Regions from separate parts of the Homo sapiens genome. Here regions 1 and 3 are each linked to region 2. A link is a loop called in an ENCODE intact Hi-C map of the cell type or tissue named here. Cell type or tissue: CD4-positive, alpha-beta T cell. All regions are shown on one strand. Links, peaks and the distances in the headings refer to the core of each region. The heading gives the core; the rest is flanking DNA.

Region 1 (9,896 bases), core at 929-8,928, 94 kb after region 2:
AACTCCCGTTCAAGAGCAGTGAAAAAGAGCAGAAAATGGAATTTGAAATGTAGAAATAAAATAATTGTGGCCCATAAGCTATAATTTGATTTCATGCTTTAGGCTTCCTTAAAATGTACAGTTTCTGTTCTCTCCCGCCTCAGTCCCCTTCCCCCCATTTTAACCATTTTAGGATTTCCTCTAGCACTGAAGAGAAAATAGGATTGTGGAAAATGTTCAGTTCTCAAGTGTCACTACCACTCAGGGCAAGCTCGATTTTAATGTGAACTTCCCATTCCGGGTAAGAGGAAATTCTTCAATTAATAAACCGGGTGTGCGGAGGCCAGTCTTTAAGGTTTAATCAATTTCATCTGTACTTAGGATAAAAAGACTGACTATTCTACTTTTTTCCCCTCGTTTTCCTTCTTTAAAAAAATAATAAAATGAATGTTTTATTTTAAATTCTTTGAGGTTCGTATCTCCTGTTTCAGGAAATATTGTCTATTTCATGCAGTGAGTATGAAAACTTCCCCCCACCCCCTGCCCAACTTTTTTACTTTTCCTCCGAATCTTTATTCAAAAATAACTAAATTATCCTTTGCCCTCATATACTATAACAGCTTGGGAGATGATACGAGTTATACAGGATTTTGGCAGACACCTTGAGGGGCTTGGGGGTGGGGGTGGGAACAGAGAGACAAATCACCAAATATGGATACAAGAATTTTTGGACAAAACAGTAAGAGGTAGACACAGGAATGTGAATTACAAAGAAAACCCTAAGCACACTTCACCATCAGCGACGCCTGAAATCCAAACACAAACCTCACCCAGGGAAGAGCCCCTGCCCTGTGTGTCCTCGTGTCTCTCCCAGTTCTCTCAGCTGGGGGAGTCGGGGGAGATACGACAGGATGGCTTGGAATCTCAGAATTAAGCCAGGGAGCCTTCCCAGCAGTGCTGAATAAACACTCAGACTTGCCAACCAACCAGGAACAACAGGCCCTAACAGGGCACCGAGAACCCCTGACTCTTTTGTTACATGACATGGACACTGAGTCCACCTTGGATCCTGGGGCAGGGTTGGGAATCAGGCCCCACAGGAAAGGGCTCAGGGCACAATCCCTGGGGAGGGCCAGCCTGAGTTGGAGCCCCTGCTCCACATACCAGCAGTATGATCTTTCACAAAATGCCTGGGCTTTCCAGGCCTGTTTCTTCATCTATCATATGGAGATGAAACCATTACTAACCTTTTAGAAAGGTATGTGATGTGCCTAGCAGACTGCTTAGAACAAAGAAGGTACCTGATCCATGAGACGGGAGAGCCAGAGTTACAAAGATCTGTGCAATTCAGTGTCATCTCAGCTCTTCCCACAAGGTGCCTTAGGGAAAAGGCTATTTTTTAAAGTCAATATTTTTCACAAAAATTCTGTAACTCTGGGGTCCTGTCAATGTGATTTCCATTGTGAAAATGAGTGGAAAGCCTCATCATTCATAACAATGGCTACCAATTATCAAGGTCTCGATTGGGCTGGCCACAGTGCCAAGCAACAACCCATCCAGGTATGAGAAATCTGAGGCTTGGAAAGTTAGACACAGAGCCCAGTCCACAATGAGGGCTCACTAAAATGAGTGAGGGGGAGGAGGCGAGGGAAGACAGGAGAGAGGGGATGGAGGGGAGGAGAGGAGTAGGGGGACAGTGCAGTCCTATAGCTAGAATGTGGTGGAGCCAGGAGCCAATGCTGGCTCTGCCTGATCTGAGGCAACATAAATTAGTTCCACCGGCCACCTACCTGAAGGTCACCAAAGAGGATTTCTCTTGGAGAGCACCCAGTGATCTCCAAGGGAAACTGTGAAGGAAACTTCCTGGAGTCCTCCATCTCTAGATTTCAGGGCATGCCTACTGATGCATGGGCCACCTTGAGAGTGAGGGCAAGGTGTGTGGGGAGACAGACAGACTTTGAGGGAACATTCTGGATTCTACTTCAACTTTCCCAATCTGCATGCTAAGCGAGACCTGTCTAAAGGCCCTTACCTATTTGAGCCTCAGTCTCTCCTACCTGTAAAATGGGGATCATATACTATAAACAGAGCAGTGTGAGGCTCATGGATACTTGCTAACCAACCTCACTTGGGTCTGGAAGACAGCAGGTGCTTCATCATGAAAGTGATCATTATGAGTGCTCTTGAGCCTGAGTTCCCATTCTCCCTAACAAATGCTATCATTCACAAAGGCCTGTCCTAAAGTAAAGAAAGTGGAGAGCAGTTGTCCCAAATATAAAAGCCTCCAGTGGCCAAGTACAGTGGCTCACACCTGTAATCTCAGCAATTTGGGAGGCTGAGGAGGGAGGATGGCTTGAGGCCAAGAGTTTGAGACCAGTCTGGGCAACATAGTGAGACCTCCAACTTTATAAACAAATTTAAAAAACAAAAATTAGCCAGGTGCAGTGGCACATGCCTGTAGTCCTGGCTACTCTGAAGGTTGAAGGAGAGGATGGCTTCAGCCCAGGAGTTCAAGGTTGCAGTGAGCTATGATCGTGCCACTGTATTCCAGCCTGGGCCACAGAGCACGATCTTGTCTCGAAAGAAAATAAAGAAAAGGAAGGAAGGGAGGGAGGGAGGGAGAGAAAGAATGAATGAATGAAAAAACGAAAGAATGACAGAAAGCGGGCGAGAAAGAAAAGGAAAGGAAAGAAAGGAAAAGAAAAAAGAAAAGAAAAGAAAAAGAGAGATAAAGAAAGAAAAAATAAAAGAAAGAGAATGAAAGGAAAAGGAAAGGAAAAGGAAAGGAAAGGAAACCCTCCAGGGCTGGTGGGCACCTCACATGAGCAACATGGGCTAGGCATAAGTCAAGGTGTGAGACCAAAGGGAACAGAAACTCCCGCACCCCATTTGGAGGGGACCGTTTCTCCTCAGCTCCAGTACACCATGGCCAGACAGGAATGTAGGCCTCAAGTTGCCAGATCCTCTGATTTTTTAAGAGATGCCAAAAATCTGGAATATTATATGAAATTCGCCAATGTTTAAATGTTGACAACCAATTGAAAAAAATGTTTAAACAGCATGGCCCAAACAAAACATGTCCATGGGCCAAGACTGGCCTGTAGCTCCCTAGTGTGAGAACTCTGGAGTTTTCGCTAGAAAGGAAAGTTCGAAGAAACAGAATAAACATCTAGCCTTTTAGGCCTGTAACTATTGGAGTCAGAAAAGCACTCAGGAATCAGTCCGCTATGCCTGGGGTAGGGCAGATTTGACAGCCCACTCCTTCTTTCTCCCATGAGACATGTTTTGCCCATGGTGGGGGTGGGGAAGGTGGATGCCAGGAGGGTCATCCTGGAGGAAAGGACAATGGGCTCTCTGGGGTCCAAATGAGAGCAGACGAATCTCACTCAGCCCTTGCCCCTCCAGTGGGGCCACGTGGGGAGAGCACTTCGCTCTCTAGCCTTGGCTTCTTCCAAAGCTGATGAAAAGGCCGTGCAGAGGCTGCCAAACACTCGCTCCCCAACACTCTGGACCGAGGCCCCACACCTAGTATCATAGCCACAGTATACATATGCTGTGTAAAAACAGGGCCTACTTCATAGACTGTTAGGAGGACTGAAGGAGTTAATGCATGTGAAAGCTCCAAACAGTCTCTGACATTATTTTCTCTCTAGTGGGGATTTTCCCTAGAATTTCAAACATAGGTTTTCATACTGAGTCTCAATATAGCCCCAGGAGGTAGAAAGCCCAGGAATAACCTAAGACAATTATTTCCCTGGATCATGAAGCAGGAAAACCTCAGAGACACCAGGCTGGAATTTCCTCTGGGACAGAAGTTATTCTTACCAAGCCCTTTCCACAAGAAATGAGCACTGTTTTTATAGGTGACATTTAATGTAGTGTTCACTATAACTAGGCTCCGTTCTAAGTGCATTGCATACATCAGCTCATTGAACTCAGTCCTAGGATACAGGTACTATTACCAACACCCCCATTTTGCAGATGATCACATCAAGGCACAGAGAGTTTGCATTGCCTGCTTGCCCAAGGCCAAATTGTCAGGTAAGTGCAAGGACAGGATCAGACCCCACTCAGGCCGCGGACCTGGTATCTAGTAGTGCTATGTTGCCCTCTGTGGAGAAGAGAGTGAGGGTCACAGGAGGTCAAGGTCAGAGACCGACTCCCCAACCCTGACCCTCCTCCCTGGGCAAGGAACAAGAAGGCCAGTGTGGTTGGGCCCCTACCTGCACCACCTGACAGCCTCACACCCACCACCCCCATCTCCTCATACTCCATGCTTCAGCTCCTCACTCAGCCATGCTCTCTATCACCCCAGGACCGTGGCCCATGCACATGTGCCTGGAGCATTCTTCCCACCTTGTCCTTTCTCTGGCAACCCAGCCTTCAAATTTTGGCTAGATGTCACCTCCCAGGTATTTTCCAGGCTCCCTCTCATCTGGAGGTGACAGCCCCTCCTCAGAGCCCCACAATCCCTGTTGCCCTAGGATAGTGCTGTTTGTGACTCCCAAGCTCCTCTGCAGCTTCACCCACTGGGACAGGGACCTGGGCCACCTTATCCCACAGAATCCCTTGCACATGGCAGCAGAGAATAGGTGCTCAACAAATATGTATGAAGTGAATGAAAAGCACTGAGAGGTCAGAGATGACCGGGCCTGTTCAATTACTTAGAACACCCCCTCCAGCAACAATTAATCAACTCTTCTCTAGTCCTCAGTGGTGGCATCCTAGTAACACTTAAAAAGGTTATGTATGCTTGTTTAGAAACAGAAAAAAGGGGAGAAAAGTTGAACAACTGAAGCGGCTGTGCCAAGAGAAAATCAAATGCTGTGAAGATCCAGTGGCCCAGGGCCAATAGAGAGAGGACTCAGGGGCTGCAAGGACTGCATCCACTTGGAGAAGACCCCAGTAATCTGAATGAGGGGAGGATGGGCCCTCAGATATCCGCTTTACAGATTAAGAGAGTAAGACTCAGAGAGGTCAAGGAACTCTCATCCAAGGCCCCACTGGCAGCAAAGGCAAGCACTGGGACTGAGCTCGGGCTCAATTCACCCCCGGACCCAGACTCCTCCTCCCCTATCATGGAAGCAGGGTCTGTCCTCACAAGGCCCCTGAGTTAATGCCGCTCTCACCAACTCTTACACTATGGGTTCCAAAAAACAACAGTTGTCTTAGACCCTTGTAGAAATGGGTCCCCAAGCCACAGAGAGCCCCTCCTCTGAAGCAAAGAAACCAAGGCAGGACATTCTTGACTAACCCTAAGCTGAAGGTGCTGGAAGGGCTTGGGCCAGTGCTCAGGGCCCTGACTCAAACCCATCAGGAGCTTCACCCCATGAAGTGTCCTGAGGGCACTGGGTCACAGAGCCTGCGAGAGTGGACCTAAGAAATTGTTTACTGGGAGAGCAGGAGACCAAAAAAAGAACGGAGTGGGGGGGTAGGGGGAGGAATCTGTCACAAAAAGTAAGTAAAATCAGCAGAATTCCTTCATGAAAAGGGTGGAATTAGCATATGGGCTCAGCTGCCAAGTGAGGCCATTGAAGCAAGCAATGTAAATGAATTCAAGATACAATTAGACATTTTTCTGGATGGAGACAGAGGGACTGAAGAAGGCATGGTAGGTCACATTTCAGAAGGAGCAGCAGGAACACACTGCACTGTGAAGCAGCCTGCAGAGTCCACCATGTCCTGCAAGCCCCAAGCAAGCAACCAGAGGGACAGGATGCAATGGCCCGAGAGGGGCCGGGGCAGGGGGGCCCCCTGGTGGAGGCGACAGGCAGGCCAGGCTGGTGTCCCAGGCAAGCATTCCCACCTTAGTGGGCTCTCCTTCCCCACTATTAATTTCTCAAGATGCCTGATACTGTACCTGCAAAACCAGCTACCCTCTGTGCACCACACAACCCTCTGTGCACCACCATATCTGGGCACAGAAATAAAAGTTTGCTTCTGTTACATTCTGTATGGCTGTCCCTAGGCTGGGTTCTGAACTTCAGAAATTAATCCAACCCAGTCCCTGCCCTCGAGAAGCTTCAGAGTCTTCTGGGGGAAACACACACACACATACAGACAACATCAACACAGTGAAGTATGTAAAAGTTAAATGAGAAGTTTCTGCTAAGCAAGCATAGAAGAGGGGAATTTAGCAACTGGAGGGAGGGAGCAGGCCGGAAAGCTAAGGGAAGGGGCCATTCAGGGCACAGGACACAGCAGGGGGCTACGGAAGCCCCAGCTGCCAGTGCTGCACGGAGGATGCTGAGCATGCACTTCCCCAGGATCTTTGGGGAGATGGCCAGATCACCTCGAGCTTTGTTAGAAAAGGACGGAATGACCAGAGGCACCAACCGCTGGCCCCTGGACCAGATATGACTCAATGGCAACAACTCAGTACAGCTGTTCCCAATCTTCTCAAGAGCACATGTGGCCCACCCAAGGAACAGAAAATGCTGGGTCCTTGTGAGGGACACAATTTATTAGGCCCTCTCTAACCCAATTGGTTCTGATGTCCTCCTTTATGTGGCTTACGGCATGGGCTGTCTAGCTTCGTCAAGCTCCTGGGCCTCTTCCTGAAACATTCATTTCCTTCAAGGTGAAATAAATGTTTACTCCCAGTCACTCTAAAAGGATCACAAGCATTTCCTTTGTGTTCTCAGCACACTTGCTGGCAACGAGTGTTTCCACAGCCCCTGAGCTCCTGCCCCGATTCTTATTGGGGCTCTGTTCTCCGGCATATCCTGAGAGTCAATCTCTTGCATCAATGAACTGAGTCTCTTCAACTGAAACTAGAAATAATTGGTAACACTCTGAGAAGACAATAAGACACATCTGCCTCTGTGCCCAGCACTTTGGTCTGTAAAGCAGCATGAAACCAGACCACCTGAGGAGTGACAGGACACTGAGCAAGTGCTTGGCAGTGTCCTTTCCTTCTCTCCAAAACCTGCAGGTGCTCAGAGCTGGTGTCCTCTCAGCTCCAATGCCCTGCCCCATAAAGCCTGGGTGCCTAACCATCCAGACCAGAGGAGAGAGGAAGGGGATGCAGAAGAGGTCTTGGGGCCAGGGGACAGTGCAGTAGAGATGGAGAGGTGGCTGGTGCTCTGTCCTCCTCCCTGGCAGATAAAGACAACATTATATTTGCATTTATAAACAGCTACTATGTGCCAGGCACGGTGCTGGGGATGCTTACATCTGCATTCACATTATCTTCACAACAACCCTGCAAAGTAAGCACTCTAATTCCATCTTCCAAAGGTGGAAACTCAGTCAGAGAGGTCAAGTCACAGGCTCAAAACACACAGCGAGTGCATGGCAGAGCTAAGATCCCAAAGGCTGTATAGTCTTCTATAACCTTCAGAACTCCCTGTAGCCATGTAGCTTCATTGTAGGGGGCCTTGGCACTGCCTGTGTACCAGAAGCACCTCCTTAAGAATAGACACAAAACCAAAAAAAGACACTGACCCAGGGCTGGGGCTGGACTTGCCTCACTGTGGCATCCAGCCCTGTCTTCCAGAAAAGAGCTCTTTACACCTCCTTAAGAATAGACACAAAACCAAAAAAAGACACTGACCTAGGGCTGGGGCTGGACTTGCCTCACTGTGGCATCCAGCCCTGTCTTCCAGAAAAGAGCTCTTCTGCACTGGTGGGAGGCTTCCTGGAGCAGTGCTCATCTTCCTGTCTGCTTCAGCCCCTACATCTTGGGCGAAACTTGAGGTTGAGGTTACATGCTTCGCCCTACTCGGGGTAACCATGCCTGGGCAGCCAGGTGTAGTACATAAAATATAAAGCTCACTAAGAGGGGTGTGGATTCAAATCCCAATACTAGGGTCTGACCTGAGGAAGCCAATCTACCTCTCTGAGCCTCGGGCTCCTCATCGACATGAAGGACTTGGGGATGTATATGTTCTTATATCCTTTTGTGGAGGGAGGAGGTAGGGAACCATATTTGAAGAACATTTTTCAAGAAAATTCTAAATATAGATAGGGTACTGGATACCAAAGAATAGTTATTATTAGCTGTGCTAATGACATTGATTTACGCAAGAAAATGTCTATATTTTTTAAAGATATATACATAAGTATTCAGGGGTAAAATGACTCAAGATCTCATAAATTTGTTTAAAAATACTTCAGCAAGAAAAGCAGGGGAGAGAGAGATGAAACAAGCACGGTGAAATCTTAGTAACTGTTCAGTCTGCCTGATGGGTACATGAATGTTTGTTCTCTTTGTCCTGAGTATGTTTGAAACCTTTCACTTTTCACATAAAACCTCCTTGAAGGCAGATCTAATAGGAACATGATAAATGTTAAGTGAGAACCTGGGGATAAGGATGCATGCATGAAAAGACCCAAGGGTGACCACAGGAACCATTTGAATACAGAATTAAGTCTGGAGAACTGTGACGTTTATTCTTCCATTAAAATGATGGGCCTCTTATACACCAATTGCATTTACTATCATTCTTGAAAGAAGAAATACATTCTATGAAAATTATTTCACTAACGCCAACTAAAAAAAATCCTGAAGCAGAACTACCAAAAACAGGAGGAGAGGTGTCACAGAGTGGTGCTTCATTTCTCAAGGTGATAGCTTGGGAAATCCAGGCTTAAGCAGGTTCATTGAAGATTTAAAAGTAACCCTTTGTAGAACCATTTTTAGCTCTAAGGTAAAAACAAAAAAACTGTAGACCTGCACAAATGAAAAGAGAATGAGAAACAGAAGATCACATAGAAAATAACAAAAAGAGCAGGAAAGAATAGAAAATGTTTTTTTTTTAAATGGAACATGATGACAAAAGACCAAATATATAATAATAAATGTAAAAGGGATAAGCCAACCTATTTAAACAATGAGGTTTTCAAAATACAAAATATCCCGTTTTTATATCTTTGATGTCATTTCAAATGATTTCTTCTTTTCCTGTTTTCTTCGCTTGTTTTCTGGTTTTCCTGCAGTGCTCACACAACATGCACGCACATGGGCACATGCTCATGGACATCCTATGACTGCTTTTTATGCACCAGGTGCTGGTCCAAGGCACTTTACGAAGACAATCATACAACATTTCTGTGTTGTTGTCACTAAATTTCCCATTTCATACATAAGGATACTGAAGCCCAGTGGTGTCAACGTTACTTAAAGGTACACTCTTTTGTAATTTTGTACATAAACTTTATAACACAATTGGAAATATGTATCACAAGTTGTATACCATAATTCAATAGTGACACAAACCACCTAAAGTCAATGGTCAGACTCCATAGCTTAAGGGTACAGTCCCCAGCAAGACTGCTTTCACTTCAGCTACCAGCTACCAGTTCAGGGGTCCCTAGGCCACCCACACTTCTGACCAGCTGGCTGCAAATCCAGGGGGTTCCCATGACCTCCTCAGGTTAGATAATTAACTAGAACAACTCACAGAATTCATGAAAGCACTATTCTTAGGATTACAGTTTTATTATAAGGGTAAGAATCAGGACCAGCCAAATGAAGAGACACATGGGGTGAAGCCTGGGAGGGCCCTAGATTCAGAGCTTTGGTGCCCTCTCCCTGTGCAGTCAGGGAAAATCACCCTCTGGGCATATCAATGTGTTTACCAATCAGGAAGCTCCCTGAACCTCAGTGTCCAGAGTTTTTACTGGGGTTTCATTACATAGGTATGACTGATTGAATTACTAGCCATGAGACTAAACTAAATTTCCAGCTCCCCAGAGGTCAGGAGGTCAGCCTGATATCATATGGCCCATAGGCCTAACCCTCTAATGACATGGTTGGTCTTTCAGGCATGACCAGTCCCCATCTTGAGTCATCTCCTTAGCATAAACTCAGCTGTGCCCCAAGGGCCCACCATGAGTAACAGAGACACAGTTATCACTCTGGAAATTCCAAGGGTTTTAGAAGCTCCAGGAACCTGGGACAAAGACCAGACAAA
Region 2 (9,896 bases), core at 710-8,709:
GGCACTCTGAAGACACCAATATATTTTGTACTAAACTTGAGCGCACCAGCCCTAACTCTGAGGTGCCTGGGGGCAAGCATCTGTTCCTCACTGCAGTTGTCTGGAGACAATGACAAACCCCTCATGCTTCTATCCCTCAACACCCCCTCCAGATGCTCCCCCAGCACCACACAAGATCACACTGGTCCAGCCTTTCTGGAATGCTCTCATCATTTCTACATTTCTTGTCCAAGAATTCCACCTCAGGGAAACTCTCCAAAAGTCAAAGGTGGATCACTGGAAATATTCACCTTAGTATGATAAAATATTCACCTTATTTAGGATAGGCAAAAGATGGAGACAATCTAGCTGCCTAACAATAGAGGAATGGCTAAATAAAACAGCAGGCAAGGTGTTACATAATAAAATATATGAAGCACTTTTATCAGCATGGAAAATGTTTTCTCTGTAATACTGAACCAATAATCAAGGTATAAAAATGTATTTAAAATACAGTCTTAACTATAGTTAAGGGGGAGGTTTTTTTTCCCAGTTTCTTTATACTCCACAAAAATGTCTAAAGTAATCACACATTGCTTTCATACATGAAGAAAAGGTTCAAAAAGAAATACCTAAACTAAAAGAGAAAGACCATCCCACCAGGTTGTAGCTCGGTGTTGTGCCTGGCTCCTGAGGCTGCAAAGACTCTTAGGAATTCCTCCCCGTGCAAACATCTTCCCGGAGAGCCTGCTGCAGAACAGGCCTTCTACAGGGCACCTGAGACCACTCTCTCCAACCTCACCACCACCTGACACCTGAGGAAACTGAGAGTCAGTAGCCTGCCCAAGGCCCCTCAGCTGGTAAATGGTGAAACTCAGACCCAAGCCCAGCAAGGCCTGACTGAAGTGGGAGCTCATTTGGCCACAGCAATGGCTGGGCCTGAGGCACAGAGGCTTGGGTCCAAATCTGGAGCAAAGTGAGGAAGCTGTCACAAAAGACAACTTGGATGTCCTCAGCAAGGCTCAACAGGGAGATCACTTCCCCCTTCCCCCTTCCCCAGGAACAAAAGCCTGGCTGGGTCTGCACAGACTGTATGGCACGGGGAGCAGTGACAGCTCTGGGCTCCAGGTCCACTCTGGGATGATGCATCCCACCTTCAGGCAGAGAGTAGGCCAGCGAGGGATGTTGGGGGCCTGCCCTGCCTGTGTGAAGAACAAGTGCACGGACTGGCCGTTATCTCTCTTTGTTATGAAGCTTCTTTCTAACCATGAAATAGAGGTCAAGGTACAGTCTGTCTGGGACGGAGAGGCAGCCTTGAGTTTGAGGTCTGGCAACAGCAACAGGAAGGTTACCCTGTGCTAAGGATGTTTTTCTCCTCTCTATTTTTCTATTTCTTCTTTTTCATTTTCCAAGTTTAGCCTTTAGTATTAGCATATTTAAAACTTTAAGGAAACATTCAGTGTCTCAATCTTAAACTCAAACAAATCACCTGGAATTAACTCCACCAAAAAGAATTGAGGGCCTGGTACAGCCAGACCATGCAAAGCCCTAGGCCTACAACTGTGCCCCACAGGCGGGCAGAGCAGCTGGTAGAAAGTGCACTCTTCTGTCGTGCAGGATGGAATGGGTTGGAAGTTGGCTATCAGAAAATAAAAGAGCAACTTTCCCCTCCTGGATCTCTCTCTCTCCTCCCTGGGATCTCTCAGGGAAAGCGCTTAGTAACTCCATGGAGTAAGGCATTCATTGAACCACCTGAAATCTGTATTTTCCATGGGACCTGGAATCCTCAAGTGCAAACAGTGTGCTGACACCCCAACACATGGAGGGCCAGGAAGTCCTGAAAGACAGCATGATGTGTTTCTCTTTCCCACAGAGAAGCCCCCCACTCCATGGCAGAGGAGAATAAATCCCTGAAGCTGACTGCTAGAAGCACAGAAATTCTTTGAAATACCAAGTTTTGGACTTTAAGATTCATGGAAACTTTGCATTCTATGTCATAATAGATTCATGTTTGTTTTAACATAAAAGTGAGGTTTGGAATTAACTGCCCTTGGGAAAACTGACACTGTAGAAAACTCAACTGCTGGCCCTTCGGCATTCAGCCCTGGGGCACATGATAGCATTCACCCCACTCCCAGCCCCAGACCAAAGAGTATGCAAGGTGAGGATGAATTCAGCTGAGGGACCCAGGCCGTGAGAGGTCCGTGTCCATGGCTACACGTGCCTCCTTCCCCAGAGCAGATGGAGGCCAGTGGGGAGCCCACCGCCCCTTCAACGGTCTGGTTTCTGCAGCAAGCCTCAGCTGAGGGAGCCCCTGCCACAGGGGGGGAGGCGCTCAGACTCAGAGATACACCTGTACCTTCTGATCCTGCATCCTCACTCTGCTGAAGGAACACCAGGCTGCTCCAACACAGGCTGACCCTACTGAGAGGATGGGCTGGCATTCAACATGGCAGCCGCCCAAGTGATTTTCCAGGGTCATGTTTACTCTCCATGATCTGCCCTGGGGGCTGGCTCCTTCAGGGGAGGAAGTGCTCCAGCTCTGGAACGAATCATGCTGGCTGGTTCTACTGCCTCCTGGCTGGCCAACTTTGGGCTCTTTACCCCAGTTCCCTTGTTAGTAAAAAGGGGATAATAACACCCGTGGGGCTATGGCGAGAAGTCAAGGCCAAGCACAGCACCTAACACTCAGGTAAGAGTAATTCGTGTTAGGATTGACAGAGTGAAATTAAAAGACTAGGGCTGGGAGGGCAGGGAAGCACTGCACCTGTGAAGTGAGGTATGCTGTTTCCAGCACTTCAAATAACAAAGGTCAGTTCCGGGCCAGAGCCGACAGAATGGCATGGGCTCCACCACAGCCCAAGGAGGATCCCTTCGTTCCACTGTGTCTGACCCTCAGGGAATCCGCCTGGAGAAAACGGCTCCAAGAACTTGGGTAACCAGATGGACTCAAAAGGAGGCTCGGCTTCTGCCAGCAGTTCCCATTTCCCATATGCAAGAGATCCCTCCAAAGGTACAAGCAAAGCTCAGGGCTGACAAGTGTTTTCCTGGTTATCTGGAGAGATTTAGCTAACTAAGTATGTGAACTACCCCTAAGTGCAGAAACCAGTATACACCACTTATGTGACAGCTCTTCCCAAAAGCTGTCATGCATTCAGAAGTCATTACCCTGAGGTTGGGGTGTCAATATTAAATATCTTAAAACTTTATCAGTTGTAGCTAAGGTTAATGGAAATACTTTAAACATGTTAAGCAAATACTCTGAATGGGAAAATGCCAGGAAATACTCTGCCCCGGGGTGGGGTAGAAAAGCAGCCCCCACCAATCTGCAGAGTCAGAGGGTACTTCCTAACAAAGTGACAGCTGGATGTCAGTCAAGCAAAGAAAGACCAGAGGACCAGCAGGGGCAAAGGTGGGGACGGGGTGGCAGCAAGGTCCAAACCACCCCTGTGCTTCGGGCTGCAGACCCCAGCTCTCCCACAGCTCTCACTGCCCCTGTGGCACCTCCTGCTCTGGATCCAAAGCCTTAAAGGGCCCAGGGAAGGTGACCAACCATTAAGGGCCACTCTGAGTCTCTGCCCCATCAGCTCAGCCGCTACTCTCATGTCTGAACGGCTCACAATCTCACATGTTCTGGCAATGCATTAACGGATGGGACTTTGGGCTAAGGTGGGCCCATTCAGGCCACGGATGCCACAGGAAGCTGATGAGTGGCCTTTAGTGTCTTTAGGTTCTCAAGGCCCAAGAGTAAAGCCTCGAAACCCCACCAGGCTGTCAGCCTTGCTTCCTTTGGGAGCAACACTTTCCCTGGAGGGAGTTGGTGACAATTGTGATGACCGTGATGATGATGTCGGCAGCAGTAATGACAGCAACTAACATTGACTGAGCACTTGCCCCATGTGGGCACCACACTGAGGGGCTCCCAGGTAGGGACACGGTCCCTCCACAAGCTGCAGGGCAAGTAGGCGCAGGCATGCTGGCTTCAGTCACTTGCCTGCCATCACCCAGCCAGCAGGTGGCAGAGCTGGGATTTGAACCTGGACGGGCCGTCATGGCAACAGCCCCAGGAGAGACAAATGCAAGCTCCTTCCTTGACACATGTGCCCCAAGCTGGGCACTGGGGATTCTCAATTCATGGGGAAACTGCTCCTGCTATAGAGGGGTACCAGCCTGGGGAAAGGCAAAGTAGCCCTAGAGTACCAGGATGGAAACTCAGTGAGGGGACAGAGAGGAGCGGTGCTGCTGTGTGAACGAGCACTGCTGCTCCCCCACGCTGGCCCTCACTCACTGCTTCTCCCCTCACTGCCAATCTGGACATCTTCAGCTCCCAGCTCACTGCCTCGGGAGGCTCCCCAGTCTCCTCTAAACCCCTGCTGTCTTCTCACAGAGGCTGCTCCTCAGGTCAGCCTCACCACTTGTGGTGACAGGGCCCACTGTTGTTTAAAGTCTGTCTTCCACATGGCACTGGACATTCCATCGGGGCAAGGATGGGCCACCAGTGCAGACCCAGCAGGCAGCCCAGTGCTGGCACCTTATCTTACTGAATGGAATACATGCTCCTGGGAAGGCCCTTCCTGGGTGGAAGGTGGATGAGGGGCACAGTAGGCAGGGGAAAGCCAGTGCAGGGACAGGCGGGCGCCCATAGTGAAAGGCTAGGAGTGCCGTGGCCTGGGCAGGCAGCAGGGGCCCCTCCAGCCTGTCAGGACAGTGTCCTAGCTAGCAGGATGCACCCCATGTGGTCTGCCCAGAGACTGTCCTGGGGGAGTGAAGCCTGGGACAGAGGCCTGAACAGGAAGGGAGAGGGACAGGTCATAAAATCCTTGCCTGGGTCCTTCCCCCTCTCCACCCACTGTGGCTGCCCCCTGAGGGCCAGCTCATGGAGGCAGAACTTGGCAGCAGCTGGGGCAGCTCTTCTTCCCTCTCAGAAAATGTAAGCCTGGCACATGAGAGCAATTATAAATCTGAAAACACACAAGCAGAAAGCCAGTTCCAAGCCAGCTCTGACAGGGCCCTGGCTCAGCTCCTTGCCCCAGCCCATCCCGGGAGCACAGCACTCTCCCCCAGAGCTTCCCACCTGTCTCCCACCTTGGCCTGCCTGACCCTGCCTCTCCCAGTCTCTCTGAAGCTCCACTGCCTCTCAGCAGCCTTCCAAGGCTGCCTGGCACCCCCAGGGCCTCCCACACATATTTGTGCCATCCCTGCCTTTGTCGCCACCTCCACTCAGGTCATCAGCACTGGGCAGTGTTCTATAAGCTCACATGGATTAACCTACTCAATCCTCACAGCAAGCCTAAGAGGTAGGTCCCGTTATGTCCTGCATTGTACAGGTGACCAAACTGGGGCCCAGAGTTTGGGTGACTAGCCAGAGGCCACTAGTCCAGCAGTGACGGAGTGGGGCATGAGCCCAGGAAGCTCCCGTCCAGGAGTCTGCAAACCTCCTATCTTCCTCATAGGGCCAAGCCAGTTCTAACACTTATACACTGGTGGAGTGGCTACCGCCTTGCTTGTTTGTCCTACAGGGACCTCCTCGAGAGAATGGTCACTCTAATTCATCTTTGCATCTGCCACACCCAGAAGGGGGCCTGGTACGCTGCCAGTGCTAACAACAGTTCAGTAAATGAGCAATTGATGGCAAGCAACCTTTTCTCCTCATAACACAGTGGTTAGGAAGGCAGGTTTTCAAGTCAGACTTCTTGGGTTCAAATCCTTCATATTAGCTACGTGACCCCAGGCCAGGGATGTCACCTCTCTAAGTTCCCTTAAATGGAAAATGTACCTAACTAATTGGGCATTTGTGAGGTTACATTGAGATAATCCACGTGAAATGATTAGCATGGTATCTTTAAAAATTAGAAGTTGTTCAATATAAATTAGCGATTAAAACTACTACTGCTACTATTTTATCATCAATAAAATGGAGATGAGCATCCCAACTTCATTTGGATTATGGTGACAATGAAAGTAAAAGAGATAAGCTGTGTGCTGCACTGGCATCAAGAAAAGACTCAGAGGAGTGGCGCTCTGCCCCAGTGCCCTTGAAGCCTACAAGCCAGGGGGCAACAAGCTCTCCTGGAGAAGGTGACAGTAAGCAGTTTAGGCTTTGGAGGCCACACAACCTCTGTTGCAACTACTTGACTCTGCCATTGCAGTGCTTTATTTATCAAAACAGGTGGCAGGCTGCAGTGCGCTGACTCCTGCTGTGCACCGAGGCAGGACACTGTAAACAGTGTCCTATGAACAGGAACACTGACCTGCCCCTATTGAAGCCAGACACCCAGCCAATCAGCAGGGCCAAACCTGTGCTGCCAGCAGCAGGTGCTGTACACACGCCAGGGGCCAGCGGCAGAACTGAGCGTGTCTGCAGAGCAGGCCTGCAAGAGGGGCTACTCCCTTGGCAGCCATTTCCTGAGCACCTATTATGTTCTGGGCACACAGGACAGAATGAGACACCATCCCTGCAGTCGAGAGGATGGCAGCACAGTGCAGGGACAGCCACATAAACAGAACATGGTGTGGCATTCAGATCGTCTCCTCCTCTGTGACCTGGACGTAAGAATAGTGCCCACAGCTTGTAAGGCAGAGAGAGGAGTGCATGGAAACCCCTGGTTGGTCACTGGTGTGCTTATTATTCTGACCTGTCTCCTAGGAGGCAGAAGGCGATGGGCAATCCACTTGAGATGACTTTCAGAAGCTTAAGGGCATACGCTTTGTGCAAAGTCTGTTGAGGGTAGAACCTGTAACACACAGGCCAACGTGAGTCATGTTATATCGCAAATAAAAATCGGCCCATGAATATACATAATCCCCCAGGTAATTCTCTCAATCTCAGAACGGTAATGGAGCCACCCTCGCTCACTGAGGCATGAATATTTACCATCCTCTGGCTTTACTGCTCTCGATCTGGCTTCAATTTTGCAAATTAAAATGAGGGCTGTGTGGATAGAGAGATTACAGGAGAGCCTCTGAAGCCTGCTGTCCCCTGGTGAGGCAGCAGGCAGGGTAAGCTGGCTCCCGCCCGCTGGCCTGCTACTTCTGCCTTGAGGGTCAGGAGCCACAGAAAATGGGACAAGGGGTTGGAGGGGGGTCAGGACCTCAGAAAAACACAGTGGGGAAAGGAATGGCACTTAACATGAAACATGTTCCAGGTGGGACAGGTGTGAAAATCCCCAGGCTTTCTCTTTCTGATGGTTGAGAAGAATTCCCGAGGAGCCAAAAGGGCAGAAACTTCATGTGTTGCACCCTGTCTGAACCTAGATTCAGACCCTGTCCAGGACTTGAACACCGGCAAGTCATTTCTCCTCTCTGGGCCTCTGAGTCTTCATGGTACAATGGGGTAAAAACCGCCTTACTCCTGCAGGTGATGTGAGGATAAGGAGCTGCTGTACACGCAGGTGCCTGGCCCAAGTGCTCCCTCGGTGGCGAAGCCAGGCATCAACCGCTGCTCGTCTACACATCTGCCATCTGTTACCTGTTAGTACACGGCCACTCAGGAAGAGGAGTGGGATACTGTCTGTGACACTCCAGGCAAGACCAGAATGGCTTGCCATGGGCAGCCATGCTGGCAAATAGGTGACACTGACTTTGTTACAAAGGGAGCTGCTTGCAACCAGGGCCACCAGGGACAGCAGTCCGCAGTCTCGCTGGACTTACAAATGGCTGTGGAGAGGTTAGGGAGGGGCCCGCCATTTCTAACTGGGTCTCTGCCATTAATTAGGAGAGAGAACCAAGGGTCCTGTACCTTCTGCTGTCCTGGGTGAAGGGTGCAGGGAGAAGAGCATCATGTGCTGGAGCAGGAACGGGTGGGACAGGGAGCTAATGGCTGCTGCCTGCTGGCAGCTGGCAGACCAGGACATCTGTCCCCACTGCACAACCTGGCTCTCTGGAAACCAAAAGCCAGAGATGGAAAACAGTCACTCAGTCCACCTCAGTTAAAAAACCAGCTGGAACACAGTCTATGAGAAAGTTGTCCCAGCAAAACTTTGCAAAGGACAGCACTTGCCACTAGTCGAGCAACAACTATGTTCCGGGCATTGGCTGAACCCTTTCTAACCCCCCTTGCCTCACAGCAGTCCATCACGGGAGGGCGCCATGCAAGCTTCATGCAGTCTCACCACCAGCAAGTGCTGGGCCAGGGCAGGCTGACGGCCTGGCTCTCCCCACTGTGCCAGATGGGCTCCTGTCCACAGAGCCTGTTGTATGCCCTGTACTATGCCATGTCTAGAGAAACAGGGGACCAGGCACAACTCCATCCTGCCTCTGCCTGGAGTGCACAGTCACCTAACAACCAGTTCCCATGGCCCACATGGCAAGGGCTGCCCCAGTGTGGCAAGGAGGGTGGGGGAGCCCTGAGAAAGGAACCATGGTTACCACCTGGCAGGGAACTGGGAGGAAACCTCAGAGAGGAGGGGACATCTGTGCCAGGCCTGTGGATGGACGGAGCAGCTGGAGCAGAAGGCTGAAGGGGGCAAAGGCCCTGAGGCCTGCAGAGGGCCCAACTGGTCAGCAGCCGGCGAGAGAATGGTACGTGAGCACAAATGGCTGCAGCTGAGGCAGGAGCCAGGCAGTGCAAAGCCCGAGGGTCAGGCCAAGGAGCTGGAACTCTCCTCTGCCGGCAGATGAATACCGTGAGATGCCACACAGGGGTGAGGAGTGATGAAGTACAAAGGTCAGAACGACTCCAGTGGTAGCCCGGGTGGAAAGAGGACTGATGGGGAAAAAGACTCTGGGCACAGAGCAAATCGGAGCAAACTGTAATGACAGGAAGAGGACGCCAGCCCCAGAGGGGCCCTTGTGCTGATCCCTGAGCATGTCCACAGTTCTCACAGTGTGCCTGGCATGCAGCAGCACCAAGCACACGCTGAGGGTAGGAAAGGCCAGAGTGAGCGTCTGAGCTCCAGCAGCGGGGCGGAGAACAGGCCAGGCTTACAAGTCTGGGGACGCACTGCATGTGAGCACACCGTGTGTATGAAGGAAGAAAACCCACGGGTTCTCCTGGCCTGGCAGCAGACAGCCACAGACCTCCTGGGAATGCTGGCTGTCGTCCCCCAGCCAGCAGCACGCACTGCTTCTGCGGGGCCCTTGCTGCCCTATTGAGGCCTGGTACCAAAGGGTTACTGGCTCTGCTTGGAAAACTCTAACCCCCAGCCTGCCAGAACGTCTTCTATTTTTCTTTCTGCTTTCTTTAAGACCCCAGATGTGCTCTTGCACATCAAAAGAGAGCAACTTATAAAGTTAAACTAAATCAAGGGCTTTTGTTCTGAGGCATCGTGGCTGAACTAATTATTCCTGTATGTTGTTTAATGAAATAGTGGTGCCATATATTAAACCAGTTAACAGGATGAGCACATGAGTTACAAGGAAGGTCGGGGCTGGGATTATAAATTTAACTTTTTCTTAAGAAGAGATGAAACAAACCACTCAACTCCCTGCTGTCGTATGTCATGGGAGGGGAAAATGATGGCACTGAGCAGCATAGAGGGAGGGCTGTGCCCCGGTTCACGGTGCTGGCGGCACCGAGCTGGGCGGTAACCCCACGCTGCTGGCTCACCGCCCCAGGTCCTCTGTGCTGAGCTCCAGGCAGGCTCAGGGCTCACTCCTCATCCCCCACGTGCCCTTGGTCGCCAGATCTTCAGCCCACGTGACAGTCCTCCGGAAATTCAGAAACAGCCCTAAACCACTTCACACATGCTGAGATGCTGTGCAGCACACTTTCCCATAGCCAAAAACACTGGAAACCACGTGCCTGTCGATCATAAGGGGATGGGGCAAGAGTGCAGGAGCGCTCTTCTGTGGACCAGGATGCAGTGAGTGAAGAGAGGGGGAGAGCGGTAGGCATCGGTATGAGATGGTTCTGCTACATGCTAAGTGAAAACACTGACATAACAAACAATGCCTATGACAGAAGCCTGTTGTGCTTT
Region 3 (9,896 bases), core at 733-8,732, 150 kb after region 2:
TTAGAGTATCTCCAGAGCATGAGATTTAATCCCAGGCTCAGGACCTGGGGTTGACTTGGAGAAAAGGGGGGGTTTGCAGCAGTACTAGTAAGAAGAGGAGGGGAAGGAGGAGCGGGGGGAGGCGTGGGAAGAGAAGGGAGGAGGAGTAGAGCAGAGGGGGAGGAGAGGGAGGAAGAGAAGGAGAGAAAAAGAGAGAATGCCGATGATGACATTAGACAGGAGAGAGGCCAGCTTTATCCTGCATCCTATTGAATAGCCAACTAAAACAATAAATCTATTTTTCCCTCTTCTTTGCCTTAAAAAAATTCAAGAATTTCATTTCCTTCTTTGAAACATAGCTCTTGCATAATTGCAATGCTCTTTCCTGCTGTCTGCAATGCTGAGGGAAGAGGACTTTTGACTGCCCCAAGGACTTCAGAAGTGGCTACATTCTGGTGCCAAGCCTGCAGTGCACTAACCCTACAGTAAGGCCTGCTTCCATTTACCAAGTGTCTACCTTGCACCCAGAATGATGCTAACTGTATCACAGTTACTGCTAACTCTAACAGCAAACCCGAAGGTAGGCATTATTCCCTTTCTCTCCTGTTTTAAACAGGTGAAGAAATGAAGGCTCAGAAAAGCTACACGTCCACAGTAATACAAAAAGCCAGCAGAAGGGCCAAGATTCCAATTTCAATCTTCCTGACTCCAGAGCCCAGGCCTGTTGTGCTGCAGCTTCTCCACTCTCTGGGAAGTTCTTTGAGGCAGTCTGAAACCTCCTCTGCGTTTTCCAGAGGCAACTATTAATTAGGCACAATAAGCAAAGCACCAAAGCTTACAGAGTGTTTGCAAACATAAAAAAACTTACTGGCTCCAAAATACAAAAAGAAAACTGCAAAAACTGAAATTACTCAAAGTTCAATTAAATGCCTACTACAATGCAAGAGAACGCCACCTAGTACACTGGGATTCAACTCTGATGTAGGTATTGTAAACTGTATTTTCTGTGTGATGGCAGCACAGTCTATTTGTGTTAGTCTGCTTTCCAGGCTGCAGCGCAGGCCTTAAACCAGCCCTGGGTTTCACTGGCCTTTTTCACCAAAGGGCATTCGTACCAGGCCATGGCAGTCAGAGAGCAGGATCTGTGGAAACAGAGGGGAGGGCCTCTGAGAGCAGCGGCCAGAGCAATGTTTCCTCCTCCAGGTGGCAGAAATAGCTTTTCTAGCCTTGTCATAGTGCCCAACCCTAAGAGATCGCCTTGCAGTTGGGTCCCCACCATTCCTCTCACTTATCTGTGCGAGAATGCGGATAGGGCTGGAAGAGAGCAGGCCATCCACGTGGCAGGCCAAGCCCCTGAAGCACTCTGCCACTGTACACACAAGGCCACACACAACCCCTCCCTGCTATCTTCACTTGGGGCACCATTCTCTCAGCAGTATTTCCTCCATTTTCAACTCTTCCCCAGTATTGGTAAATATTGATAATTACCTCCAAACGCAAAAGTGAAGAAGTTTGTGTTTTGAAATATGATCATAATTCAAACTGGAAGCTGACACTAATCATTTGATGTTCACTTGAAAAGACCAGATAGGCTGTGCAGGAACATTTCAGTAGGGGAACCGATAAGGAGAAGGGAAATAAAAATTATTGGTATTTACTCAGCCTGCAATGCTTGTGGAAGGAAACTCTTTTAAAAGGGGAGCACTTCAGAATGGTTATTCAATCTGAATTTTACAGATAGCACTGGAAATATTTTCTTGCAGAATGCACTCTATCTCCACCATCATATCTCTCCGGTGCGCCATTCACGTCGTTCATTGCAGGAATTCTCACTCAATTTTGCTCCATTATGAGCTGACGGTGACCCAGAGTATACAAGGCATTCAAGAATCTGACTGGAAATTACTACCACAAAACATCTGTCCCATTCCCCGCTTGCCAGCCCTGCCTTAGGGAGTGAAGATGGAAAACAACCCAGAATCCACACGCAGGAACAACTTTTCATTCCCCTCACAAACCAGGCTCCTTTGGAAACTGATGGTTCCAGCATTTTTTTAGAAACTATGTTCCCGGAAAAACATGGCATGGGCCTCTTTTGAAAGCCTTCAGCTCAAAACCCTTCTTTTCCTACCCAGACCCTTCTAATAAAAGCCAGGACAGGAGCTTCACGGGGAAGCAAACATGAAGGCCACCCAGGGTTCTCCCTACTTTGTGTGGTCAGATTCAAATTTTGCATTAAATGCCACTGATCAATTAAAAGACCACAGGGATGTCACACATACTAATACATTCCACAGCTTATGTGGCATCTATCTTATAGACATACTCCCTTTGGAAGATTTATGTTGCGATTACAAAAGAGTAAAAGAAGACATCTGATTTCATACAGGGCTAAGCCTCGGAACCCAGCTTTTCTCCTCGATTGCTATCAGAGGATCGAGGCGGCAGCATGGCACCTCCCATCTAGATTGCATTTCACTTTGCTGCAGATGCTCCAAGGGACCAAGCAATGGACATGCTCAATGAATCAAATAAATGAATAATCCAGAAAGAACTGGTTTGTCTGCAATCAAGAATCAGTGTCTGTGTCTCCATCCTCATGTCCAACAGTGCCCCACCACCTCCATATGCTTATAATTCGTCAGGGGTCAGAGAGATCATTGGCACAGTAACTGCTCCCAGCCAGTCACAGTGGTTCACACCTGTAATCCCAGCACTTTGGGCAGTCAAAGCAGGAGGATCACTTGAGCCCAGGAGTTTGAGACCAACCTGCGCAACACAGCAAGCGCTTGGCTCTACAAAAAATAAACAAACAAAACAATAACTGCTCCCTACTATGTGCCTGAAGCTTTATTTATGGACATCTTTGATGCAACCACCCTGTGAGATAATCATCTGCATTTGAGGTGCACAGACAGGCTCAGAGAGGCCAGGTGGCATTTCCGCTAGACCCAGGCCACCCCTATGCATGGGTTCCTTCGGCCTGACCATCACTATGTCCTTAATGTGCTGGGCCTTGCTACCACTGCTGTTTTCAGTTAAACTCTCTTGGGTGCTAAAGTTATGGAGGCACCTCAAATCAGAAGTTCCAGGTTTGAGGAAGAGAGAGCAGAAAGATATGAGATCCCAATTCTTGCATAGGCTGGAATCTGGTGGGACAGGAGTTGTAAACCAATGCCACTGTCCTTTGTTATCTGTGGGGGATTGATTTGAGGACCCCTGAAGGACCAAAATCTGAGGATGCTTAAGGCCCTGATATAAAATGACAGAGTATTTTCATATAACTTATGCATATCCTCCCATATATTTAAATCATCTCTAGATCACTTGTAACTAATAAAATAAAAATGCTATGTAAATAGTTGCTATACTTTATTGTGTTTTTAAACATATCATTTTTTTGTTGTTGAATTGTTATTTTTGTTGTTTTCATTTTTTTTTTTTTTAATATTTTCAATCTTCAATTGGTTGAATCCACAGATTTGGAGGGCCAGCTATGTCTTTCTGGCTTAAAAGTCTCTATAGAAAAACACCATGGAAGAACTTAAAAAGGCAAATCATTATACAAAAGCAGACATGGCCTATGGTTCAGATAGAACATTGTGCCTCTGGAAGGCAGGGAGATCTCCTTTTTTTCTCCTGGAAAGTCCTTGCTTTGGTTAATACTGTGAACTTGCAGAAAAACAAAACTGAGTATAGAAGGGTTGATGACTGAAGCCCACATCTTCAAATGCTTTAAAAGTTAAGTCAGATAATCTTTACACTGATATGAAAGGGGGAGAAAATACATTTGACCCCTTGCTTCAAACAAAAATCTTCCCATCTGGTTTTTAATTAGAAAGCAGTTGTTTTGCTTTTGCAACACTTTTTAACCTCTGCCATTGTAGGTACAAGCCTGCAAACCATATTTTCATTGATTAAAAAAAAATTAAAAATAAACCTTGAAAGAAACAATATTTTTCTTTTTAAGGAAAAAAGATAGCAAGCAGCAATTTTTCTGAAGGGATCAGACACTTAAAGGCATCTATGGGAAGCCATCATGGCTGTGGCCTACAGTTTATTTTGTCTTGAAAAAGTCAGAGGTCATTTTAACTATGCTGACCTGTGAAACTACACATTGATCATCCCGATCCAAGACTGTAAGCAAATACTGCCCTCTTGTGCACCAAATAGTTCGGAGTCGGCATGGAGATGATTTCCACCCCACCGCCCTGTGGACAGTTTGCGATTGTACAGCTGGGTCTCCAGGGCTGGGAGATGTGTCAGGAAGAGGAGGACACACATCTGTTACCAGAGTGCTTGCTAAAGTGTCCCCAGATTGCCTTATGAGATAGATTTCAAGATAAGAGGAAGAGGGAAAGATTCAGCTGAAGAAATCAGACCAAACATAACTGACTCTTATCTTTCCTAGAAAATATTCATTCCTCGAAAAGAAACTTTATTGGTTGCCATAACAAGTTTTCTTATTATGTACTTTTAAAAACTTTTAGAAACTATTAACGAACCTACAAAAATGACTAAGTAGTACCTCTTTTTATCTAGGAAATCTTTGCCAGGAAAAGAGATTCTATTTGATTCTAGAGGGAAAAAAAGCAGGGAGTTAGGGGGATGCCAGGTTGCTGTTTCTCAGACAAATCCTCAAAAGTTGGCAACATGCCCTTCTTTCTGAGATCCCCCAAGCTGGGGGTGTTGCTGAAAGTATTATTTCCTCTAACCTATGGGCAAGGTTCTGTCACCAGAAGACCAAACTGGTATCCCAAGAAAGCTTTTTTTTTTTTTAGACGTGGTCTCACTCTGCCACCCAGGCTGGAGTGCAGTCTCATGCCTCAGCCTCTCAAGTAGCTGGGATTACACACGCATGGCTAATTTTTGTAGTTTTAGTAGAGACGGGGTTTCGTCATGTTGGCTAGGCTGGTCTCGAACTCCTGCTTCAGGTGATCCACCCACCTCCGCCTCCCAAAGTGCTGGGATTACAGGCGTGAGCCACCGTGCCCAGCCTCAAGAAAGCTTTAAAGGATGTAAACTACTGTTCCCTTGTGAAAGAATTTGAGAAAATCAACAGCAGAAAAATATGCATGCAAGTCTGAGGCTAGGCCATGCCTGCTCAACAGGAACCTCGGGCCAGGCGGGGGAGGCGGGGCGGGGGGTGAGGAGCTGGTCTTCCCTACAGTGAGTGTCCAGTTCTGGTTCTGAGGTACAAAAATTATCCCAACATCTGCACCCACGCCTTCACACTTCCAGGCACAGATCAAGACTGACCAAGTCCCATGCCAAACTTGTTTCTGGAGGAAAAAGAAAAGGCAAAATATGCCGCCTGCCCCACCGCCATGCATTGCCTTCAGCCCAAGAGGCAGCCCCGCAGGAAAGGGGATGGAGGGAAGCATGAAGGGCCTGTGCTCTGTGAGGCTATGCAGGGAAAGGAGCACTGACCAGGAGTGAGACGAGGTCTAGGTGTCAGGGGAATTTTATTTACAATTCTATGATGTTAGATACTTAGTATCTCTGATGTCTAATTCTTGAGTTAGTGGTTCAGGAATGTGTCCTTAACCTCCATGTGGCATTCAAGTCATAAGCAGCCAGTGGGCCAATGTTTAATGACCAAACACAATCACAGAGTTGTGAAAAATGTCTAATTCACTTTCTGCCAGGATTGCCTGCCAACGCTGATTCCACATCAGCCCATCCCTCTACCATGGAAATAAGGGGTTACAGTACCAGAAATAAGACTAAGGATGGATAAAGGCCAATAGGATAGCCATAGTGAGACCAGGCATATCCAGAAGGCTGGCCTGCCTTCTTCTGTCTCACCGTGTCCTATTTCAGAATGATAGGATGTGCCACGCTTATCTTTCAGCAAAACTGGGACTTCCAGAGAGTCCAGATATATGCATCTGTCCAAATATACCTGCAACACCAGGTCTGCTGTGTGAAAACCAGCTGATACCCTCTCACTCGTAGCTAGCCCCAGGAGATGTCCAGCCTCAGGACCCTCATGTGTGCTACACCTTTGGTCTGGAACACCTCCCAACATTCCAGGGACGGGCTTTTGTGCCACAGTTTAGCTTCAGCTTTATTGCTTCAGAAAGGCCTTCCCTGGCCTCCAAACTAAAGTAGATGCCCCACATCCATTAGTCCCTATCTGGGCATCCTGTCTTGTCCTGCTTAGCACTTACATAATTTATAATTCCGCATGTTTTATTTACTTCTGTACCATCTGCCTCCCCAACTAGACAGGAAGCTACATGAAAGCAGAAGCCACTTCTGCTTTGTTGACCACTAGAAACTCAACCCCTGGCAAGCAGTAGTTGCTCGGAGTTTGTTGAATGAATTAATGTCATGATCCACCTTTCCTTCTATACCATCTGAGCTTAAGGAATAAGGTCGCCTAACCAAATCTTCAGGACACTAAGAATCCTGGGAAAATAAATCAAAGAAAGCCACGGAACAAGCCAGATGTTCAAACAACTCTCAACCTGTCGCAAAGAGTAAGTGACAGAACCAGCAAGGAGATGCCTGGGGAGGTACCAGAGGGCCTCCCCTCTTAGGGTCCAGTTTCAAACACTGCACACCCATGACAACAGCCTCGAAGCCCCAGGGGGCCTATGACTGTGACATTTCACATTTATGGGTGTCTTGGGCTTCCTGTGAAAAGACACAAGAAGAACTAAAGGGTGAAACTGGCTAGCTGATGGAGGTGAGTGACCTGGTCTACAGAGGGATACTCACTCAGAAAGGCTCAGGCCAGCACCAGGACAGCAGCAGAGCAAATCTCTACCCTCTTGCCTCAGGGAGCCTTCCTCTCTCTCCCCAGAAAGTTTTTTTTACCATGCAAGCACTTGGTAATGGTATATGGAGCCCCAGGTTCACCTCTGGCCTCCCAGGTTCTTAGCAACCTGGCACTCCAGGAATTTTACATTCAGGAGGAACTCTGGACCCAGAACTAGTGATCAGAGACAGTGACCTCTTTTTGTCATGTAGTCAACAAACCCTGGGCAAAGCTGTGGCCTCCCACTGGACAGCTGGCACATTCCTCTGCCTCTGGAGGGCCTCTTCTCCCTTCACCCTCACAGACTATTTGCAGAACAATTACTGGCATCAGCCACAGGCTTGCATTACGCTCATTTCCCCATCCCCAAGCTCTGGGGCAAGTTTAAAAGTGCTCGTCCTGTCTCAGAGTCAGGTCTGAATTAATACCCTTCCTCAAAAGAACTCCAGTAGCAAAGTGAAAACAGACGCCCTAGACAATGCTCTTTGAAAGCCCCAGCAGGGACGACTGGTGACAATGCAGCCCTGGCTCGAAAAGAAACCCCAAGGTTAAAGGTTCACAGAGGCAGAAGAATTACCAAAGTACAACTTTGTTCAAATTTCCTCCGGCAGATTTAAACAACCAGGGTCAAGCTGAAGATTGCCGGCAAAAACCTATGAGACAACTCAGCCCCTTTGAACTGCATGGAGAAAGGAAAATATACGATCTGGGAGGGATCTATGTTATAGCTTTTAAAAATGTTCTTGAAAGGGTCACCCCTGTTAACTCAAAATCAGAAGGATGTTTGAGAACTGCTTCTCTAAAACAACAGGGCCGCTGGGCCCTCACTGTGTGCGGTGAGCTGCACTGAGGTCGCCGTGTTCCCGGCATTAGTGTGCTGACCCTCTGTGGGCCACGAAATTAACCATCAGCATGGCAGAAATCTGCTATGAGTTAAACTACTTTGCTACGCAAAGTGGCCTGAAAATGAAATATGAGGATTGAATTTCCATTGAAAGATTAACTTGTCTAACCTCAAGGCAAGCTTCCTCCACTGTTGAACTCTATTTGGCCAGTTGTTTAAAGCACCATAAGAGCATGGGTAATTGGTGCAGGCAGTGGGAAATGACCTCTTCATTCATTCATTCATTCCGATATGCATGCACCAAATATTTACTCTGTACCAAGGCCTGTCCTGGGCCCTCGGACATACAGTTGAATGCTAACAGGCCCCTACCCTCAAAGAGATCAAGTCCAGTGGAAAACATAATCCAGTAAACAGAAAAGGCATAAGATGGGGAGAAAATGAGATCATAGGGGAATGTGTAGGATGTTACAGGCCCTCAAATGAGGGTGACCTAATCTAGCCTGAGGAGGGTGGACAATGACCCTTCCCAGAAAAGTGCACGTAGCCAGAATATGCAGCATGAGAGAGCACAGTCTGTCTGTCCACAGACCTGCATGTGGTTCATTCGGCCTGGAGTCCTGAGATCTCAACCCCTCAGGAGGGGCCTCGTCAGCCAGCTAAGACTTAGTTAAGCCTTTATGCCAGCAGAGAGCAAACAAAGACTTCTACACAGGGAAGTAGTTTTTAAACTCTCTTCTATCCCTATACCTTCTGCGGGGGGTTGGAATCAAGGAGACTATGTGAGGGAATGCTGTACTCATCCGGCCAGGAACTAGCAGAAGCCTGTCTTCAGGTCGCAGCTGTGGTGATGGGAAATGCAAAGACAGAGAGCAAGCAGGAGGGAGAAGGCGTGGTGATGGATCCAGAGGCAGGTGAAGGAGGAGGACACACTGAGGAGCAGTTCAAGGGCCGCACCTTGGGAGAGTGGAGGTGTCCTTCACTAGGAAGGTGAAGAAGCTGAGAGGGTGGAATCTAAGGGCCTGTGGTAGTCACCCCAGGCCAGGACATCTCAGGAAGATGACAGTTCTTATAACCAAATCACATGTAGGGGACAGCTCAAACCCAACTCTACAATAGGGACACAGAACCTAGTCATTCCTCAGTCCATCCAGCCCTGCGCTGTCAAATACAGCAGCCACTAGCCACCTGTGCCTATATAAATTTAAATTAATTAAAATTAAATAAAACTAAAATTTCAGTCTTTAGTTACACTAGCCACAGTGCAAGTGCTCCAACAGCCATGAGGCTCGTGGCTGCCATGTTGGACCGTGCCACTGTAGAACATTCCTATCATCACAGAAAGTTCTGCTGGAAAGTACTGATCAAGCCACTGCAGAGATTTTTTAAAACACTGTTTTTTCCAGCCAAAGTGTCTGTCAGCCCTCTCTGCAAGGGCTGGGTGCTGATGGGAAACACGGCTGTGCTGTAAGCACCTCAGGGCTCCCTTCCAGTCTTCCTGTGGTCTACTTGTCTGTGAGGTCAGACAGCAAGTGCCGAAGAAATGGAGTCCTTCTTATGTAAAGTCTTTCCTCTCTAGAGCGTAAGTTCTGAAGATCATCTCTGAATGTCCCCTGGATCATCTTTTTAGAAAATAGAGAATGCTGAGAACACAAACCCGAGGGCCTTTACTGTTCATGGCGAAAGATCCTGAAACTCACCTGGAAATGACCACAAACAGGGCCATTTTTTCCTCAAGTGCCACACCGTCATGTATCTGGGAAGACTGAGCTCTAGTGCCAATGTCAAATGACCAAGGACAAGCCACTGACCCTCTGGAGCTCTAAGCAACCCAAATAAATCTATGGTAAGGGATGTAGCCACCAGGCCAAGCAAGGCAAGTTCCTGCTGCCAGACAGGGCAATGCTAGCAAATTTCAAGCACTAATTTTGAAAGAAAAAAGTCAGGTTTATCTTTAAGCAGCACCTGTGCATGGCACCAAATAAATATCCTCAGGAAGTAGGTTAGAGACAAAGGAAATTATTTTAGTCTTCCTGAAGGCCTCAAGACAAGAGAGGAATCATCACAACACAAGAGATATGGAAAGAGGGAAAGTCAACTTCTCTCTCAACAGCAAAAGTTGTTTTTTCTCCTGCCAAGAGAGGATCACCCACATTAACTAAGTCCTCCCTACCCACCCAACAAAGGCCACTTCAAAGCAGCAGGAGCCTAATCACACAGCACAAGAAAATAAAAGACCCAATTAACAAAAGACAAAAACTCAAATAATCGAGGGGAGAATAGAAGCAGAAATCTCTATTTTTGACA

What was found. Hi-C counts contacts between places; a loop is a spot of excess contacts. Peaks named below come from ENCODE experiments on the same cell type or tissue, not always from the same donor. Only the 100,000 strongest peaks of a DNase experiment are listed, where the experiment ranks them.
Region 1: it touches region 2 in a loop (10-fold over the local background); 23 of 110 quality-filtered maps call a loop at or near these places.
Region 3: it touches region 2 in a loop (2.8-fold over the local background); 52 of 110 quality-filtered maps call a loop at or near these places.

What each region holds. Positions count from the first base shown.
Region 1 is chr3:128,222,827-128,232,722 of GRCh38, reverse strand. The region is part of intron 1 of EEFSEC (eukaryotic elongation factor, selenocysteine-tRNA specific); the gene reads right to left. Among named protein-coding and RNA genes, the nearest start is that of EEFSEC, 74 kb to the right of the region's middle. RefSeq lists enhancers at 5,611-5,670, 5,481-5,981. In CD4-positive, alpha-beta T cell, for the core only: a CTCF peak has its summit at 5,751 (motif pointing left); a DNase peak (open chromatin) is centred at 5,712.
Region 2 is chr3:128,316,337-128,326,232 of GRCh38, reverse strand. All of the region lies in intron 4 of EEFSEC (eukaryotic elongation factor, selenocysteine-tRNA specific), which reads right to left. Among named protein-coding and RNA genes, the nearest start is that of DNAJB8-AS1, 140 kb to the left of the region's middle. RefSeq lists a silencer at 1,073-1,367 and an enhancer at 9,456-9,896. In CD4-positive, alpha-beta T cell, for the core only: CTCF peaks have their summits at 3,803 and 4,004 (motif pointing right); a DNase peak (open chromatin) is centred at 4,012; H3K27ac peaks cover 2,311 bases.
Region 3 is chr3:128,165,362-128,175,257 of GRCh38, reverse strand. All of the region lies in intron 1 of EEFSEC (eukaryotic elongation factor, selenocysteine-tRNA specific), which reads right to left. Among named protein-coding and RNA genes, the nearest start is that of EEFSEC, 17 kb to the right of the region's middle. RefSeq lists a silencer at 6,958-7,252. In CD4-positive, alpha-beta T cell, for the core only: a CTCF peak has its summit at 4,087 (motif pointing left); a DNase peak (open chromatin) is centred at 4,187.